2 separate regions of the Homo sapiens genome follow, and region 2 is linked to region 1. The links are chromatin contacts, found by Hi-C or POLR2A ChIA-PET in ENCODE. All regions are on one chromosome and are shown on one strand. The core of a region is the stretch at or near the end of the contact, and the rest is flanking DNA. Distances in the headings are between cores, read along the strand shown. Region 1 overlaps ATP6V1E2 (ATPase H+ transporting V1 subunit E2). Region 2 overlaps PRKCE (protein kinase C epsilon).

Region 1 (4,269 bases), core at 894-3,393:
TAGGAGTGTGCCACCACACCCAACTATATTTTTGTATTTTTTGTAGAGATGGGGTTTTGCCATGTTGCCTAGGCTGGTCTTAAACTCTCCAGCTCAAGCAATATACCTGCCTCAGCCTCCAAAAGTTCTGGGATTACAGGTGTGAGCCACCATACCCGGCCAAGGTCAATTATGTTTTAAAGGAATTTTGTAACAGAGAAAGAAATGTCTCATATTTACCCATATATTTACCATTTCTGGTGCTCTTCATTTCTTTGTGTAGGTCAGTGGTTTCATGTGGTACCATGTTTTTTCTGCCTCGGGAACTTTATTTTGTATTTCTTGTATTGAAGATCTTCTGGTTTAAAAAAAACTTTAAGCCTTTTGTTGTCTGACAAACATTTATTTTACCTTCAATTTTACAGAATATTTCTGGTGGATATAGAATTCTAGATTGACAGTGCTTTCTTTTTCTTTTATCACTTTAAAGACGCGATTTCATTAAGTTCTAGTTTGCATTATTTCTGAAGAGAAGTCTGCAATTATATCTGTCTTTGTTCCCTGTATAAAATGTGTCTTTTTTTCTCTTTCTGCTTTTAATTTTTTTCTACTTATTACTGGTTTTCAGTGATTTAATTACAAAGTGCCTCGCTTGATATGGTTTGCTTTGTTTTTCTCCTACTTTGGATTTGTTGAGCTTCTTGGCGCTATACGTTTACAATTTTCATGAAATTTGGGACTTGTTTTTGGCCTTCAAATCATCACCGTTAATCCTTTTCGAGGACTCCAGTTTTTAATATCATCTTAAGGTGACTGAGGCTCTGTGTTTCTGTGTTTCTTTTGTTTCCTTTCTCTCTGCTTTAATTGGGACAGTTTCTATTGCTATGTCTTCAGTGTCACAGATATTTCATTCCACAATGTCTAACCTACTGTTAAGTTCAGCCACTGAATTATTCATTACAGGTGTTGTATTTTTTAGCTCCAGAAGTTCCATTTGGTTATTTTCTATATCTTCCAGTTTTTTCTTCACTATGTTCATGTTTTCCTTTAAATCCTTGTTTTATTTTAATTTTTTAAGTCCTTGTCTGCTAACGTTATTATCTCTGTCATTTTGGGGTTTGTTTCTATTAAATGATTTTTCTCCTGATTTTGGGTTCTATTTGCCTACTTATTTGCATATCTAGTATTTTTAACATTCTGAATTTAATGTTGTTAAATGTCTGTATTTTGTTGTTTTAAAAATGGTAAAATTTGTTTTGGCTGGCAGTTACGGTAGTAGCGGATGAACTTCCTCTTTTTGAGGCTGCTTTCTAAACCTTGTTGGAGGAAGTCTAGAGTTACCTCACTTTTCGGCTTAGTTAGCCCTTCTCCTAATGCCTTACCCTTTTGGGATTTCTACTGAATTCCCTGGACAGTCAGCAAGGTTTCTTCACATTGGCGAGTTGAAACTCAAACATTGCCCAGTGAGCCCTGGGAACCAATCAGCTCACAGCTCCGCAGTAGTTCTTTGCATCGCACTGTGAAGTTTCACCTTATGCATGTGCAGCTTAGTATTCAGCAACAGATTCACAGGGATTCCAGGAGCCTGTTTTGCTGTTATATTCTCTCCTTTCTGATACTCTGCCTTGAAAAGTCTGCTCAACTATCTCCTCAACTCAGCAAGACCACTATGCTCTGCTTGGGTTCCCCCTCATTGTGCTGCAATTTAGACAGCATTTTTCAGCAGAAAGTTAGAGTGATAGGGTTTGCCCCATTTGTTCCCTACTTTCAGGAATCACGGTGCTGTGCTACATGCTGTTCAATGTCTGAAAAGAGAGGTTTCATATATTCTGTTCAATTTTAAAGTTGCTCACATTAGAAAGGTACAGCCAATACCAGTTATTTGGGTATGGTAGAGGTGGAAATCTCTACTCCCTCTACATGAAGCACATTAATAAAGTGATCTGCTTCTCCAGTCTCTTCTCAGGAGCCTGGGTTGCAAGCAACAGAAGCTGTTTGTGGCTGATTAAACAGAAAGAAATCTTAAAAGGATCACAGGCAGGTCACAGGATTTAGAAAGGCTAGAGAAGCTGCTCAAGATAGAAACAGTGTCCGACACATGACTCAGGAACTAATTTGATGAGAAAACCACTTTCAATACCATTGCTTTCACCAAACCCTAGACAACTCATGTGTACAGTTGTCACTTCTGAACCAGGAACTCAATTATACCACAACCAACACCACTGCCTGCCCTGATGTGCCACTTCCTGGGTCAGGAACTGAACTGTGTACCCACCACTAAAGCTGCAGCCTCCAGAGACAATGTGCCCTGTATTTAACTCTGGCTACACTAGCTTTTAAGTCTGACAAGGAAAGCAAGAGTCTGTAATTTCAGCTTCTATAAGGAAGGGATATTCTTTTCTTCCCACCAAGGCTCACCATGTAGAAGATTCTTCAAACCCAAAATGTGGTTCTGATGTCCAGTGGCCAAAACATCCACTATGGAAGAACAACTCTGTGTGAGTCTTGGGATGGTTTTCTGGCACTCTTGGTTCTGAAACATAAAATAAAATCATTAATTTCATTTTTGGAGGAGGGATCTGTGATCTAGCCTCCTTTGGAGCCTATGAGAGGAGACCACTCCTAAATCATATGAGTATTCCATACCAGCAACCTCTAAGGAAATGTCCTTTCCTATAGTTCAGCAATGGGTGGTGATGCCATCAGTCACAATGACTAGTCTCCTGACCTTAGGTTGCAGCAGAAAACAGTTAGAAATGAAAATGGCAAAACATTAAGAGCGCTTGAGCCGAAGTTCTCAGAGGCTGGGCCATTCTTCTGAGTTTCTGGTATGTAATCAACTAGAAAAAGAGATCTATGTACATTCTAACTGGGAATGAAAACCAGGCAAACCAATCCTACTGGATTTATTTATCAGCGTGATCATTAGGAACCAGTGACCTTTAAGAAATTGCTGTGGTGTTTAACTCATTGCAGTGTACCTACACTGGAGTGCAAAGAGAAGAGGGTGCCAATGGGAGGTTTTAGTGGCAGGGAGAAAAATAGGGATAGGGGTAGGTAGGGCATGTGGCAGGATGCTGCAGGGAAGGCCAACAGGCACCCTGGGGAGTGAAGAGGCTGCAGTGTGAGGATTCTGGGCATTGTGGTGGGAAGAAGCATAACATAACAGCAGGGCAGCACCAGTGTTAAAGAATGCCCATCATTTTATCTCCTTACCAGTGACTTCTAAGAAGATGGTTCACAGAGGGAGAAGAATACAGGCCAAAATTAGGGATTCAGTCAGTATGGACTCCTGTATTGACAATCCACCTGAAATTTGGAACAAATCACAGATTAGATTTGGAGCCATCTCATCTTCCTCTCCTCTTAACATTTGCCTCTCTCCTAAACTTCTTTTTTTTTTTTTTGAGACAGTGTCTTGCTCTGGCGCCCAGCCTGGAGTGCAGTGGCACCATCTCAGCTCATTGCAACCTCTGCCTCCCGTTTCAAGTGATTCTCCTGCCTCAGCCTCCCGAGTAGCTGGGATTACAGGCACCCGCCACCACGCCTGGCTAATTTTTGTATTTTTAGCGGAGATGGGGTTTCACCATGTTGGCCAGGCTGGTCTCAAACTCCTGACCTCAACTGATCCTCCCATCTCGGCCTCCCAAAGTGCTGGGATTACAGGTATAAGCCACTTTGCCTGGCCTCTCCTAAAATTCTTTATTTCCAGTGTAGCCAGGGGAAGGCCTAGGAACGTTGACCCTTAGGCAATAATGTAGATGTATATTGCTGGTTGCCTCCTCAGCATGCATTCCCCCAGACTTGTCACCCACTGTGCAGAAACCACAGAACCTGGGTAGGTGTGAAACCCCAGCCCCTGTGGGGGCAGGGCTGATATGCCCAATTAGGATAGTCCCAACTCCTTGCCATAGTGATGGTTTTAGGGATGGACAGTAGCCCAGGCCTAAGGCAACAGTCACCTGACAGTTTACTACCCACCATGACTGGTTCAGGGATGAACTAAGTTGAGCTAATCAGAAGAAGTTCAAGACTTTGTTCAATGAGTGGGTCAAGAGAAGCTCTCTTTCCTTCTGGAAAACATGGTATATGGATGGTGATGCCTGGACTTGGTGCAACCATTTTGCTTCCAGGAAAGAAGGTATGCTGAGTAGAAAGTTGACTCATAGAGAAGAAGAAAAACTGAGAGATGTGCAGAAAAAAAAAAAAAGAGTTCTGATCAATTCATGCCTGAAGCTTGGACTGCTTCTGGATTTTTCCATAACAGAAGTCCATACACTTCCCTCA
Region 2 (4,269 bases), core at 1,113-3,612, 680 kb before region 1:
GCTCAGGCCACTCAACCTCTCCCTGCCTGTAACGATGGCCCTTCTAGCCGCGACACTACCAGGCCAACTAGAAACACCTGGCTCTGCCTGGAGAAGAACCTATTTTGCTTTTATTTTTAATTTTTTTAAACATAAATCAAACCAGCGTCTTTTGGATTTAACATTCACTTCCTGTACTGCATGAGGCCTTCGTCAGCCTTCTTTGTTTTAGAAATGATGGGGTTTTTTTTTGACTTAAGAAAAAAATACCCTCTGTGATTTGTTTCCCTTGAATCAATCTGTCTTTTGGACTTAATTTAAATCAGACTTACCCTCCCTCCCTTCCACTATTTTTATGCTGAACTTATATTGTATATCATGGGTCATATGTCCCTATGATCCAGCTTTAAAATAAGTGTATGGCCAGTGCCTTTCAGCCCCTGGGCACCCTTCACTGACTTTGTCTTTGCCATTTTTTCCCCCAATGGGGGAAAGATTTTGTAAATATCTTAAATTTTGTATTATTTTCTTGCATTTCTTTATGATTTTAGCACCTAAATGTATGCTTTCCCAAGTAATGTATTGTTTTGTTTTACCTGCTTTTGAGCTTTACTTAAATAGTATCAGGCCGGGTGCGGTGGCTCATACCTGTAATCCCAGCACTTTGGGAGGCCAAGGCGGGCGGATCACTTGAGGTCAGGAGTTTGAGACCAGCCTGGCCAACATGGTGAAACCCCACCTCTACTAAAAATACAAAAATTAGCCGGGCATGGTGGTGGGTGCCTGTAATCCCAGCTACTTGGGAGGCTGAGGCGGGAGAATCACTTGAACCCAGGAGGCAGAGGTTACAGTGAGCCAAGGTCAGGGCGTTGTATTCCAGCCTGGGCAACAGAGCAGGACTCCATCTCTAAATAAATAAATAAATAAATAAATAAATAAATAAATAAATAAATAAATAAAATAGTATCATCCTATGTTTCATTCAACATTCTACTTTTGAGATTCATCCATATTGATGTGTGTGTGGCTGCAGTTCGTTTTTTTATTGCTGTATATTATTCCATTATATTAATATATCAAAATTAATTTATCCATTCTTCTATTCCTAGACGTTGGGATTACTTTCAAGTTTTTTCTATTAAGGACAATAGTATATTATGGGGGTGTCCTTGTATCTATCTATAGTTTCTCTAGATTATTTACCCAGGCATGGTAAATGATGGTTCAACAGATACGTGCACATTCGGCTTTGCTAGGTAATAAGTTGTTTTCCAAAGTGATTTTACCAGTTGATGCCGCCACCAGACATGTTTGCAATATCCAATTGTTTTTTATCTTCATGAATATTTGGTATTATCAGACTTTTAAGTTTCTACCAGTATGGTGGGTGATATGCCATTATAGTTTTAATTTATATTTATCTGATTATTCGTGATGTTGAGAATCTTTTTATGTGTTTTTGACCTTTCCTCAAAAATGTCTGTTCACTCCCTTAGTGCATTTTTCTGTTGTTTTTGTCTATTTCTTAGTGCTTCAGAGGCAGTCATGTATTGCAATATCTTCCCCTCATTTGTAGATAATCTTTTCATTCTATGGTTATCTGATACATAGATATCCAAAGAATGAAACTTGGTGGATCTTGAACAAATCATGTCACATATCTGGGCTTCCAAATATGTTTCTGCTTGGGCCAATGAGTATACTGATGCATTCTCACCCTGCTAACTCAATAGGTGGCAGTGGCAAAATGAGCTGATGTGCATGAAAGCTCATTTTGAAAGTGAAGCACCACACACTTGTATAATGTAGAAAGTCTAGTTTTCTTTCTATCGTCCTACTGCCTCCATTTTTATACATAATATACTTCCTGGAAATCTTTTTTGTTACTGGAGCTGCTTTTATTTCATTGTACTTTTAGTGCCTTATTAAACTAGTATCAGTTTGTTTACTAATTATCCGTTTGCCCCTCTAGAATGTAAGCTCCCGAGGACAAGAATCTTATCTAAGTTGTTTATCATTGTATCCCCAGCAAGCTGGAATAGTGCCTGGCATACAGTACCTGCTCAGTAAGTATTTGTTTAATGAATGACTGAATCAGAGGTGTTAATAGTAGCCATGTTATCATTGCCACGTAATCACCCAAATGCTGTGTTTAGGGGTTGCTCCTTGTTCAGATAACTTGCAAACTTACATAGTGTACTGATCCATGTAACTCTGGCCTTCTCCTTTTCAGAGAGGATGGGTGGAGTCAGAGGAAGGGAATTGTGCCTTTGGGAGCTGAGGTTTTAGACTTGTAGCTGGGGCCCCCTGATGGGCTGGCACTCCTCTGAAGGCAGATTTCTAGGGTGAGAACAGAATTTCCCAGGCCATTTTCTTTGCCCTTCTGTATGGTTGCTGTCAAGTTTACTGCTTTTTCAAACCCTGTTAGCTTTTGCTTTGTTACTATAGGAACAAGAGCTGGTAGTCTGGGGGAAATATATGTGCATGTGAGTGCTGGGGAGGGGGTGTAGTGGCTGTGGTGGCTGTGGACTGAAGGGAGTGAGGACAGCAGAAGATGTTCACCGCTGAAGTCTCTCTGGGGGCCCTGCCCACTTTGGCCAGTGCTCTCTTCAGAGAGTTTTTGACTTTGCATGGTACACTCTTGGGGAACAGGCATCCCTTTGTAGATCTGCAGCACTCTCCTGGCACCCATCCAGTCCTTCAGTGGAACATCTGGAAAGCCTCGGCCCCTCCCCATGCCAAAGCCACTGAGCCCTGGAGACAGAGATCAATGACCTCTTCTTTGCTGCTCCTTAACCCGTGTCCCAGACAAGTGTTTTTCTGGGAACCAGTGAATAACGCAGATCTTTGATGCCAGCGCTTGTGTGCTGTTGCAGTAACACTTTCACTTTTGATGATAGGGTGGGGGCAGAGGAAGGGCCTCGGTAGGGAGAGCAACGAGAATTTGGCTTTTCAGGAAATCAGAACTCAAGTGGGGAGGCTTGCTTCCTACTCACTGGTTTTCTGGCTGGGAAAACAGCAGGCTGAGCCATTGCCTGATGTGAATGCTCCTTCGTGCTGGGGCTGGTATTAGGGGTAGGGGTGGGCTTGAGGCTAGAGACTAATTTGGTTCTAACCTCCACAGGCAATCCTTGTAACTCCTGGGAGATAATGCTGAAAAAGTGCATGGTGATTTTTCATGCATGTAGTTTATAACACACTGAGTTATGCTGAACACAGTGAAAAGAACTTACGATATATAATAGATTGGGGGTAAATATGCTATGTAATTACCTGCTCTGCAGTAATGTTTTACAACCCATGTATTAGGTTGCATATCTAACAGTTATCAAAAATATATACATTATATATACATACAATAGCAAAAAAATATAGAGTAGAAATGCCCTTAGCCCATTCTTCAATAAATACCTCTTCGCATGAGGCTTCAGGTCCCCAAGACTGGCTTATTTTCAGTGTTACTAAAATAAATTTTCTTTTATTCTCCCTTCTCTCTTGCACATTGTAGGTACTCACTAAATGCCATTTGAACTGTTGGCGAGAATGAAACTAGAGTTTTCCTTGACCCAGAAACTGCTGTAGGTTTACTTCACTGATGAACCTGCCTAGGTAGTGCACAAAGTGCCAGGTCAAAACAGCAGAATATTGAAGGCAAGGTAAATGTTTACAGCTGAAGGGCACTGGTAACTCCTATAATGGAGTAATTAACAACCATTATAAAGTTTTAGGTTTATTTTTATATATTAATGAAGAGAGGTTTTGAAAATAAATGGTTAAGTAAAAAAAGTAAGTTGGAATAGTAGCTATACTGTGATCCCATTTGTGTGAAAATGAGGAAAGAAACACAAAAACATACGCCAGCATAGTGTACACACACACAAATTTACCTCTGAAAAGTGGAGATGGGGACCAAGGGACTTATGCTCCCCACGTAGCCTTTTAACTCATTAACATTTTTGCTGTGAGTTTATATGTATGTAAAACAATAACTGCCCTGGAGAATGGTCTTAGGTACTACCCCGCCACCCTAGTGTAACCTTTCTTCTTGTATACACACACACACACACACACACACACACACACACACACACACACAGTATTTCAAATCTGTTACTCTGAATTCTTCATTGTGTTCCTTCCTGGTTTACCAGGACTACTTCCATTTCCCTCCAACAGTCTGCCTCCTCCTCATCCGTCCAGGTCTCACCACCTCCATGTCACCTCCTGGATCCCTCTCCAGTGGAACTTGGCCTTCTTTGAAGAGCCACAGAACTTCCTGGTCATACCACC

What was found. A loop is a pair of places that touch in the nucleus more often than their neighbours do. ChIA-PET counts read pairs that join two places held with the same protein, here RNA polymerase II (POLR2A). Pooled maps may share reads with other maps.
Region 2: a pooled map shows a loop between it and region 1 (2.1-fold over the local background). The contact joins two enhancer-like sites. A Hi-C loop is called at or near these places in 1 of 50 pooled maps. POLR2A ChIA-PET finds 5 or more read pairs at or near these places in 2 of 52 experiments (K562 and Panc1).

What each region holds. Positions count from the first base shown.
Region 1 is chr2:46,533,413-46,537,681 of GRCh38, forward strand. It overlaps ATP6V1E2 (ATPase H+ transporting V1 subunit E2), which reads right to left. Exons shown (of 5, transcript NM_001318063.2): 3 at 3,199-3,291; 4 at 2,401-2,515. Among named protein-coding and RNA genes, the nearest start is that of RHOQ, 6.9 kb to the right of the region's middle. Within about 2 kb of position 2,144, at least 7 of the 41 ENCODE cell types and tissues checked have a DNase peak (open chromatin) inside an H3K27ac peak, as active enhancers do.
Region 2 is chr2:45,858,154-45,862,422 of GRCh38, forward strand. All of the region lies in intron 2 of PRKCE (protein kinase C epsilon), which reads left to right. Among named protein-coding and RNA genes, the nearest start is that of PRKCE-AS1, 180 kb to the left of the region's middle. Within about 2 kb of position 2,363, at least 22 of the 41 ENCODE cell types and tissues checked have a DNase peak (open chromatin) inside an H3K27ac peak, as active enhancers do.